2 separate regions of the Homo sapiens genome follow, and region 2 is linked to region 1. A link is a loop called in an ENCODE intact Hi-C map of the cell type or tissue named here. Cell type or tissue: gastrocnemius medialis. All regions are shown on one strand.

The links. Hi-C counts contacts between places; a loop is a spot of excess contacts. Peaks named below come from ENCODE experiments on the same cell type or tissue, not always from the same donor. Only the 100,000 strongest peaks of a DNase experiment are listed, where the experiment ranks them.
Region 2: a loop joins it to region 1, with 12 times the contacts of the local background. A loop is called at or near these places in 2 of 110 quality-filtered maps.

What each region holds. Positions count from the first base shown.
Region 1 is chr21:34,600,379-34,605,378 of GRCh38, forward strand. All of the region lies in intron 1 of RCAN1 (regulator of calcineurin 1), which reads right to left. Among named protein-coding and RNA genes, the nearest start is that of RCAN1, 12 kb to the right of the region's middle. In gastrocnemius medialis, CTCF peaks have their summits at 2,842 (motif pointing left) and 3,042; a DNase peak (open chromatin) is centred at 2,853.
Region 2 is chr21:34,359,032-34,364,031 of GRCh38, forward strand. It overlaps KCNE2 (potassium voltage-gated channel subfamily E regulatory subunit 2), which reads left to right and starts at 4,975. Exons shown (of 2, transcript NM_172201.2): 1 at 4,975-5,000. All of the region lies in intron 2 of LOC105372791 (a long non-coding RNA gene), which reads right to left. In gastrocnemius medialis, CTCF peaks have their summits at 2,990 (motif pointing right) and 3,195; a DNase peak (open chromatin) is centred at 2,980.

The DNA.
Region 1 (5,000 bases):
TGCTGAGGCTGGCTGGTGCAGTAGGTGGAGATTTAGCAGATGACAATGTATTTCTGAAAAGGTCTGTTTTTCCTCTAAAAGGCATTCTAGGAACCAGAGAGAGAAGGGAGAAAGGAGGGGAAGGGGAAGATCAGGAGAGAGGGAGGGAAAGGAAAGGAGGCGAGGAGACAGGAGAAAAACCTCACCACCAAGCATTAGCATTTATTTCTCAATTGCAATATTTTTATTTTAAGTTGTGCTAAGAAGCCTAGGATTTCTTTCTTCAATAATAATGATTTTTATGCTTTATAGTTCATGAGGCTTTCATATTCATTATGTTGAGATTTATTTTCAAAAAAGTGTTTAGAGTCTTAAGTTGTTTGCAACTTTGTAGCAAAGCTCATTTCACATTAAAACATCCTTTTAGCAAAGTCTCAACATACTATAGTGAAATTAATACAGGTTTTTCTAAGCATTTATAAGTGTTAATAAGCCATGCCAGTCTGCTGGCATAGCATATATGGTGCTGCGGTATTCTGAATATTCAGTATCTAAATCTGTTCATTTCATACACACATGCACGTGTGTTCACAAACACACATGCATGCAGGCACACACCACTGCAAAATTTTTAAGCTGCAGGACCCCCTGGCCTGAAAAAATGCACACAGCTTCTGAAAGTGCCTAAGTTACTCATGGGAAAATAAAGCTTATTATTTAATGGACTTAACAATATTTTCTTGTTCATGATGATGTTTTACTTCCACTGATACACAAATATTTATTAAGTGCCTACTATGTGGCAGGCACTGTCCCAGGAACAGGTTAAGCAGCTGCAAGCAATGTAGACACTGTAATTTCTGCATTTTAATAAAATTGCTAACTCATACTAAATACTTACTATGAGCCTGATATTATTGTAAGCCCTCTATTTGTATTATGTCTTTTCATCCTCACAACACAACCCCAGGAGGTAGGAGCTTTTATAATCCCACTTGATAAACCAGGAGACCTAAGTGCAGAGAAGTTAAGTTACTTGCCCAAGGTCACACAGCTGGTTACTGGCAGAACTGGGATTTGAATCCAGACCAACCCTCCTTACTGCTGTACATTGATGTAGTTTAACAAGAACAACTCTAAACTAAGGTGGGTGTCCATCTATAAAGAAGGTGAATGCTAGGCTGGGCACGGTGGCTCACACCTGTAATCCCAGCACTTTGGGAGGCCAAGGTGGGCGGATCACGAGGTCAGGAGATCGAGATCATCTTGGCTAACACGGTGAAACCCCATCTCTACTAAAAATACAAAAAATTAGCCAGGCGTGGTGGTGGGCGCCTGTAGTCCCAGCTACTTGGGAGGCTGAGGCAGGAGAATGGCGTGAACCTGGGAGGCGGAGCTTGCAGTGAGCCGAGATCGTGCCACTGCACTCCAGCCTGGGCAACAGAGTGAGACTCTGTCTCAAAAAAAAAAAAAAAAAAAAGAAGGTGAATGCTGTCCACATTCAGGATTCAGAGATAACAGTGATCACATGTGTAGGTATAGACACCTTCACACTCACTGCACTCTCAGCTGAGCCATGAAAATTACTAAGATTAATAAGCAGCAACAAAACCTGCACCTAAAGAAAATAGATGCACAGAAAAATAAGCAAAAAATTAAACATTGACCTAATATAAAACTGGTAACAACATATTCATTGACATTAAAACAAGATCCTTCATAAAGACTAAATAAATATTTTCTGAGTATCTCCTGTCCTTGATACGATCACAAACGTTACCATGCTACATGCAATTCTCACAGCATCCTAGTAAGCCACCATCTAGACCTCTTTACAGACACAAAGCTGAAGATGCTCAGAATCTCAGGCACAGCCCCGAAGGCAGCCAGCTGGGTCCACTTCATTCCAAGCCACAAATGCAACACAGAATGCTCTGTGCTGCCTCTGCATAACCACCCCTTTCACTAAATGCAGGAAGTCACCCCCACAACCAACAAGCTCTATACCCGCACCCCATTTCACCCTGTGTCTAGTTTGAAAGATACATCTTGAATTTAGCTATTCTAGAAAGAGATACCAATACAAATGAACCCTGAATCACTTTCCAAACACCTGCAGGTGTTTCCAGGCAGTTCATGAACTGTAACACAGTGAATTTTTCTGAAGGGTGGTCTGTTTTGAGGGGCTGCACAGCAGTTTTACTGATTGCGGACCAGACCACCTGAGATCTACAGGTTGGGATGCATGTGAGGGAAGCTGTACAAATTCCCCAGAATCGTGACTCCAGCCCAGAACACTGTCACTACTTGACTAGAGTGGTGGTAATTCTGGAATCATCCGGGTGACCTGCCTACCAGCAAAAGCTTTTCCTTCTTAATCTACTGAGTAACCTAATACCTGAAGCCAGCTCAGAAAATTCCCATTATCTCTGAAATAAAATGTTTTCATCTGAGTTCTCTCTCTGTATTTCTTTATGCTGATATTTTCATATTTCATATTCTTTTCATAATAATGCTGATAATTTCAGTCATCTTCAGGAGGAGGGTCATTCCTTTCAAAAGTCTCCCCTTCAGGTGAGCACGTTCCCCTATTTGTATTCTAAACAAAGCGGGCAGCATCTCCCAGCAGCAGGGAATAGGTCCACTCAGGAAGCGGCTTTCTCACCTGCACAGTTTCTGCTGGAGGGAGAGGGGTGTCTCTCCACTTGAAAGGTTCAATTACACACTTATCTTTATAATAATAGCTTCTCTGCAGCACAAGGCATGACTTCTCCCTTCTGAAAGTGCACTTTGCCTTTGATGCCTGAAATAAAGTGTAAGTCAACCAGCAAGCTCCACTGCAGCACACACATGAAGTTACTGCCCCCCGGCGGCGACCGCTGGTCTTTGAACAGCATTGGACAGGCCCTCGGTGCAAAGCTCTCCGGCCCCTCCACAAGCTGGAGACTGCTTCTCCCTACCTGCGGCCTGGGGACAGCCTTCCCTGGCAATATTACCGGGTTCCAGCTGGCTTGGACTCCCGAAGTCCCCCGGTTTGTATGCTCCGGGTTCTTTTGGATGGCGCTGGGAAAGGGGAGAACATTATTCGTTGGAGAATTAAGTGGGCAGAGTAAAACCAGCAGGCTGCAAGAAAAAAAGACCTGCTTTTGAGTTTTGCTAGTATCTATTGAGCACCCTTGAGGAAATTTCGTCACCCTTCTCAGCACGAATTTCTCACTGAAGAGATGAAAGGCACAGCCTTGGAAGAACCTTCTGGTCCCAGGACTTCGAGAACCCCAGAGTCGGATATCCAGTTACCCCGGGATTCCACAGTGCTTATTATTTTTATAAAGGGTGAAGAAGTCTCCTTCATCTATGAAATGGGGAAATAATAGTATATATCTTAGAAGGCTGTAAGAAGGATTCAAAGAGATGATGTACCTAAAATATCTGGCACAAGTGGTAAGTGCTAAGTAAATAGGAGACCTATAATTGATTGTAAGTATAATTGATTGTAAGTGCTAAGTGAATAGAGGACCTATAATTATAATTTATCACTCAAGCTTCAGAGTGGGAGAGGGTGCTACTAATGATTTCACTTGGATGACAGGCATAAGCCAGGATGGACAAAGTGGATGAGACATGTCACCTTATCAATCAATAATTGCCATCATGACATTTGGAAAAGTCTTCAATGTTGGCAGATGTTTTGAGAAACATTTTACTCAAGTGATCTGGCCTTGTGAGGCTATTTTTGGCAAATCTTCAAGCAGTAACTGGACAGAATCCGTCTTGGGGTCACTTCTTTTTTCTTTTTGAGACACAGCTCTGTTGCCCAGACTGAAGTACAGTGGCACAACCTTGGCTCATTGCAACCTCCGCCTCCCGGGTTCAAGCGATTCTCCTGCCTCAGCCTCCCGAGTAGCTAGGATTACAGGCGCCCACCACTACGCCCGGCTAATTTTTGTATTTTTTAATAGAGATGGGGTTTTGCCACGTTGGCCAGGCTGGTCTTCAACTCCTGACCTCAGGTGATCTGCCCGCCTCAGCCTCCCAAAGTGCTGAAATTACAGGGATAAGCCACAGCACCCGGCCATCTTGGGGTCATTTAAATCATCCCTGACACAGGGGTCATCTCAGATCAGTACTGTATATGTTTCCAAGACCAATTAAAGACACAAAGTTTAAGTGACTGAAATGTACCTCCTCTCTAGCCACATGCTGGACAAAACAGGGTACGGGTGTAAGCCAGAGAAGCTGTGTGGAAGAGAACTAGAATCACATTGAAGAAATGCTCTTTTTGAGCAGATTCCTACATGGAAAACTCTGATTTACCTTATGAGGGTGTGGGGAATGACAGGCAAGTGGGCTGTGAGTTCCGTGAAGGGAGAGGTGGTGTTTGTCATTCACCAAGATCTGTCTAGAGCTGTGCCCTCCTTACACTGGGGAAGTGGGCTGCCAGCCTGGGGCCCCACAGCTGGTTTTGCAACCAGCACAGTGCTCAGAACAGAGATGGCACCCAAAAGGTATTTGTTGAATAAATGAATGAATGAATGGATTGATGGAGCCAGGATTCAAATCTGGGTCTGCCTGGTGCCAGTGTCCAGGCACTGCCTTCCACCTGAGCAGCAGGGTGCCACCTGCCTGGCACGCCATCGGCATGCATAAACATCCATTACATATATGTGATAGTTAATATTAAGTGTCAACTTGATTGGATTGAAAGATGCAAAGTATTGTTCCTGAATGTGTCTGTGAGGGTGTTGCCAGAGGAGATTAACATTTGAGTCAGTGGACTGGGAAAGGCGGACCCACCCTCTATCTGCGTGGGCACCATCTAATCAGCTGTCAGAATAAAAGCAGGCAGAAGAATGTGAAAAGACTAAACTGGCTTAGCCTCTCAGCCTCCATCTTTCTCCTGCGCTGGATGCTTCCTGCTCTCAAACATTAGACTCCAGGTTCTTCAGCTTTGGGACTCAGACTGGCTTCCTTGCTCCTCAGCTTGTAGACAGCCTATTGTCGGACCTCACCTTGGGATTGTG
Region 2 (5,000 bases), 240 kb before region 1:
CCTATTATTTTGTTCTGTGCTTCACTGTAGATATTTTCTGCTGACTAGATTTCTAATTCACTAATCCTCTCTTCAGCTTTGCCTATGCTGCTGGTAAATCCATCCACTAAATTGATACATTTAAAAAATAGATTTCTGCGGAGATTCTATTTATTCTTGGGCTGACTCTGGAAATTTATATTTTTCTGGCAAATTATATATTTCATCCAAAACTTCAAATTGTATTTCCAGAGTGACTTTTTATTTAGTTGATTCTATTTTTATTTGTTTTCTCTTTTGTTCCTTTCTGTTTTTGTTCTAAAGTTTCATTTATTCTACATTTTTAGTTTATTTTTTGGTTCTTTTGCTTTTTGAGTTTAATGAGTTCCTATTATTTTCCTTTTATTTATTTTTATTTTTTAGAGACAGGGTTTCACTCTATCACCCAGACTGGAGTGCAGTGGCACCATAATAGCTCAGTCTAACCTAGAACTCCTGGGCTCAAGCCTCTTCCCACCTCAGCCTCCTGAGTAGCTAGGGCTACAGCTATGCACCACCATTCCCAGATAATTTTAAACAATTTCTTTTTTATAGAGATAGAGTCTCAGTGTCTCACTATGTCACCCAAGCTGTTCTCAAACTCCTGGCCTCAAGTGATCCTCCTGCCTCAGCCTCCCAAAGCAGTGGGATTACAGGTATAAGCCACCATGCCCAGCCTCTTTTCCTTTTAGTGAATTCATTTACTGTATAAATTTGCCTCTAAGGTTCACATTGTCTGCATCCCAGAAGTTTTCAAATATATGGCAGTTCCTTTGTAATTTAATATCTTATTATTTATGTGTTTTCCTCTTTATCCATATGTTACGTGATGATATACTTATTTTTTGGTTTTCAGATATATCAAGGTGTACAGACTATATTTTTGCTGATTTATAATTCAACTGCATTGTAGTAATGGAACCCAGTCTACATAAAGCTGATATTTAAAAATTTGGTTGGACTTCTTTTGTGACCCAGCACATGGTGAGTTTTTAAAACCGTTTTATGGACACTTATAAAGAATGCACATCATTTGTTGGTTAGGTGTGGGTTCTCTCCATCTATTTTATAAAGGTAATTAATTCTATTACTCAATTCTATATGTTTACTTTTTAAAAAAATCTATCAGTTTCTGAAACCTAATTCCTACCATTGTGCATGCCTCAATTTCTTGTAAATCTGCCTGTTTCACTTTGAATATTTTGAGTCCATATACAAGCCCATGATTTTACTATCTTCTTCGCAGGTTGTTTCTTTTATCAAATTGTAGTGACATTTAATATCCTATGGATCACCTGAAATTTCAGTTTTTCTTAGATGTCTGCATTTTAGCCTTAGCTTGATATGTTTTTTCATCACCTTATTTTCAACTTTTTATTTGTTTTTATTTTAGATGTGCATCTTTATTTTGTATTTTATTTTTTGAGACAGAGTCTTGCTGTTTCACCCAGGCTGGAGTGTAGCAGCGTGATCTTGGCTCACTGCAACCTCTGCCTCCCAGGTTCAAGTGATTCTTATGCCTCAGCCTCCCAAGTAGCTGGGATTACAGGCATATGCCACCATGCCTGGCTGATTTTTATATTTTTAGTAGAGATGAGGTTTCGCCATGTTGGCCAGGGTGGTCTCGAACTCTTGGGTTCAAGTGATCCGCCCGTCTCGCCCTCCCGAAGTGCTGGGATTACAGGTGTGAGCCACCAGCCCCAGCCTAGATGTTTATCTTTTAAGAAGCATATAGCTAGATTTTATTTTGTTATTCAGTTTAATAATACTTCTTTTAATAGGTACTTATTTTAAAGGATATTGTGATTATAGATATATTCAGATATTATCTTAGTCATTGGGGCAGTTATAGTAAAAATTATAAACTGGATGACTTATAAATAACAAAAAGTTATTGCTCATAGTTTGGAGGCTGGCAGGTCCAAGACCAAGGCACTGGCAGATGCGGTGTCTGGTGAGGTCTCCCTCTTTGATTCATAGACCGTGCCTTCTAGCTGCGACCTCACATGGTGGAAAGGGGAAGGCAACCTCCCTGTAGCCTCTTTTAAAAGGGCATTAATCGCATTCACGGGGTCTCCATCCTCTTGGCCTAACCACCTCCCAAAAGCCCTACCTTTTAGTAATATCACATGGGGAGTTAGAATTTCACTATATGAATTTTGGGGGGACACAAACATTTATGCCACAGCAGATATCTTTCTACCACCTTATTTGGTGATTTCTGGGTTTTGTTTGTTTGTTTAAGACAGAGTCTCGCTCTGTCGGCCAGGCTGGAGTGCAGTGGCACCATCTCGGCTCAATGCAACCTTCGCCTCCCCGGTTCAAGCGATTCTCCTGCCTCAGCCTCCCAAGTAGCTGGGATTACGGACGTGTGCCACCACGCCTGGCTAATTTTTGTATTTTTAGTAGAGACTGGGTTTCACCATTTTGGCCAGGCTGGTCCCGAACTGCTGAGTTCAGGTGATCCACCCGCCTCGGCCTCCCAAAGTTCTGGGATTACAGGCGTGAGCCACCATGTCCGGCTGGTGATTTCTGTTTAAAAGTTTTTTCTTAAAGTGTTTTTTCCCACCTAGTTTTTCATTGAATGGGTAAAACATTCTACATTTGCTTTTATTAAAACAAGAAATGAATTTTGCTGCATTTCAATTTATAGATTTTACTATCCTACCTCGTGCCAGGTTCTGTGCTAAGTGCTGTATATATCTGTGATCACATTTAACTTTTATAACAAGCCAAATGAGCAGGAACTCTTATCTCTATCTTACAGACGAAGAATCCAAAGACCAGGGACAGTAAGTAATTTGCTCACCTGGTTTGCCAGCCTCCATGACACATCGCCGTCCAGTTCTGCCTTTAATTACCAAAGCACAACACGCTGCTTTGATTCCCCTCTCCTCGGCGCCAGAATTCAAGAGTGAAGTTAAACCGCAAGGGCTGAGTTAGAAGATTGGCCTCAGTTCCCTGTTCCCACCAGCAGGTGGCACCGTCTCCTAGCGGAATTCTTACTTGAACGTTTTGCTTCCATTTCTGCAGAGGCATGGTGAACACAGTTACACCACCAAAGTGTTCCTCCTGGCTGAGTTTGCCTATCTTGTTCAGTGAAGACAACCCATGAGGACAAATGGTGTTAATGAGAAGCTTTTGCGGAGTTACAGAGATCCTCGTATTTCTTTAAAATACACCTAATAACGTTAACTCTGCAATAATTTGTAGATCATGTTAAATCTTAGCTATCTTCCTCTTGCCACCCAGTGTGCTTCAAGCCACATGGTTCAGAGCACCATTTAATGTGAAACTCCAATTTTAAAACAAAGTGAACCTTCCTTTTACAAAACCATGAGACAAGTTACAGAGTAATGACCACCCACATGACCTTGAAGTGATTTTGAGTGAGTGAGTGTAACTTCCGTGGCTGCCATTTAAATTGGATTCAAATCCAAATGGCTCCACCTCCATGTCATCAGACCTCTTGTGCCCTGATTCCCTTGGCTAAGTTCACAGTACCTTCCACATCAGGTTGTGGCAATGATTACCTGAGGTTAATACGATAAAAGCACATGGTAAGCACTCCTAAATGATAGCCAATATAAAGACTCAGTTCTCCCAATTCCAAGGGTCCCCACCATGATAGAAAAGGATCTTTTGGTAAATAGAGTATGTTTAGCTCTTGCTAGGTCTTTAAATACTTTGCTGGGGGCCAGGCACCATGGCTCACACCTGTAATCCCACCGCCTTAGGAGACTGAGGCTGGAGGATCCTTTGCGGCCAAGAGTTTGAGACCAGCCTGGGCAACACAGCAAGACCCTATTTCTACAAAAATAAAAATAAAAATTAACCAGGCTTTGTACACACTTGTAGTCCCATTACTTGGGAGGCTGAGGCAGGAGGATCCCTCAAGCCCAAGAGTTCAAAGCTGTAGTGAGCTATGATTGCGCCACTGCACTCCAGCCTGGGTGACAGAGTAAGACTCTGTTTCAAAACAACAACAACAAACAAAAACCTCAAAACCTCTTTGTTGGACTTAACTTCCAGCTCCTCCATGTAGTACCTTAGTACCCTTGCAGCCCGTTTCTCTTTTACAAGACAACAATGTTGTTATAAACTCATTTGGATGTGGTCCCGTGGAGGAGTATTTACCAGAATCTAGCTTATTTAGCGTCTTCAGAACACGGCACTTGCCTGGAATTATACTGACCCCCTCAACCCATACCAACCACCCAGAGATGGCTGTTCTTGGCTCCTCTCCCTGGGGCCCTGTCCTTCCCACATCGTCTTCTTCTTCTTTCTTCTTCTTTCTTCTTCCTTCTTCTTCCTTCTTCTTCCTTCTTCTTCCTTCTTCTTCCTTCTTCCTCTTCCTCTTCCTCTTCTTCTTTCTTCTTTCATTGAGACAGAGTCTCACTCTGTCACCCAGCCTGGAGTGCCGTGGTATGATTTCAGCTCACTGTAACTTCTGCCTTGTGGATTCAAGTGATTCTCCTGCCTCAGCCTCCAGAGTAGCAGGGACTACAGGTGTGTGCCACCACACCTGGCTAATTTTTACATTTTTAAGTAGAGACGGGGTTTCACCATGTTGGCAAGGCTGGTCTTGAACTCCTGATCTCAGGTGATCTGCCCGCCTCAGCCTCCCAAAGTGCTGGGATTACAGGCGTGAGCCACCCCACCCAGCCCTTCCCACGTATTCTGGCAGGGAATGCTGTTGTCCCCCAAGCCTACCCTAAGAGGAAGACTTCTTCTGGGGAAAGATGTTCACTGTACCCAGGCCCTGCCCTGGCTGGAGCTGGCAGGAAGGGTCCCAGAGCAGGAACTTGTGCCACTCTGCCCAAAGCCAGAGTCCCTGAGGCACACACCCCATCAGGCACCAAGGTGAATTCCAACTGCCAGTTAGTATTTAACTTTCCACATACGATTAGATTAAACATGTGGGTTCATAAAAGCATAGGATTGCAGACTGCAGTTGCAAGGGCTTAGATGGTTGTAAGGTG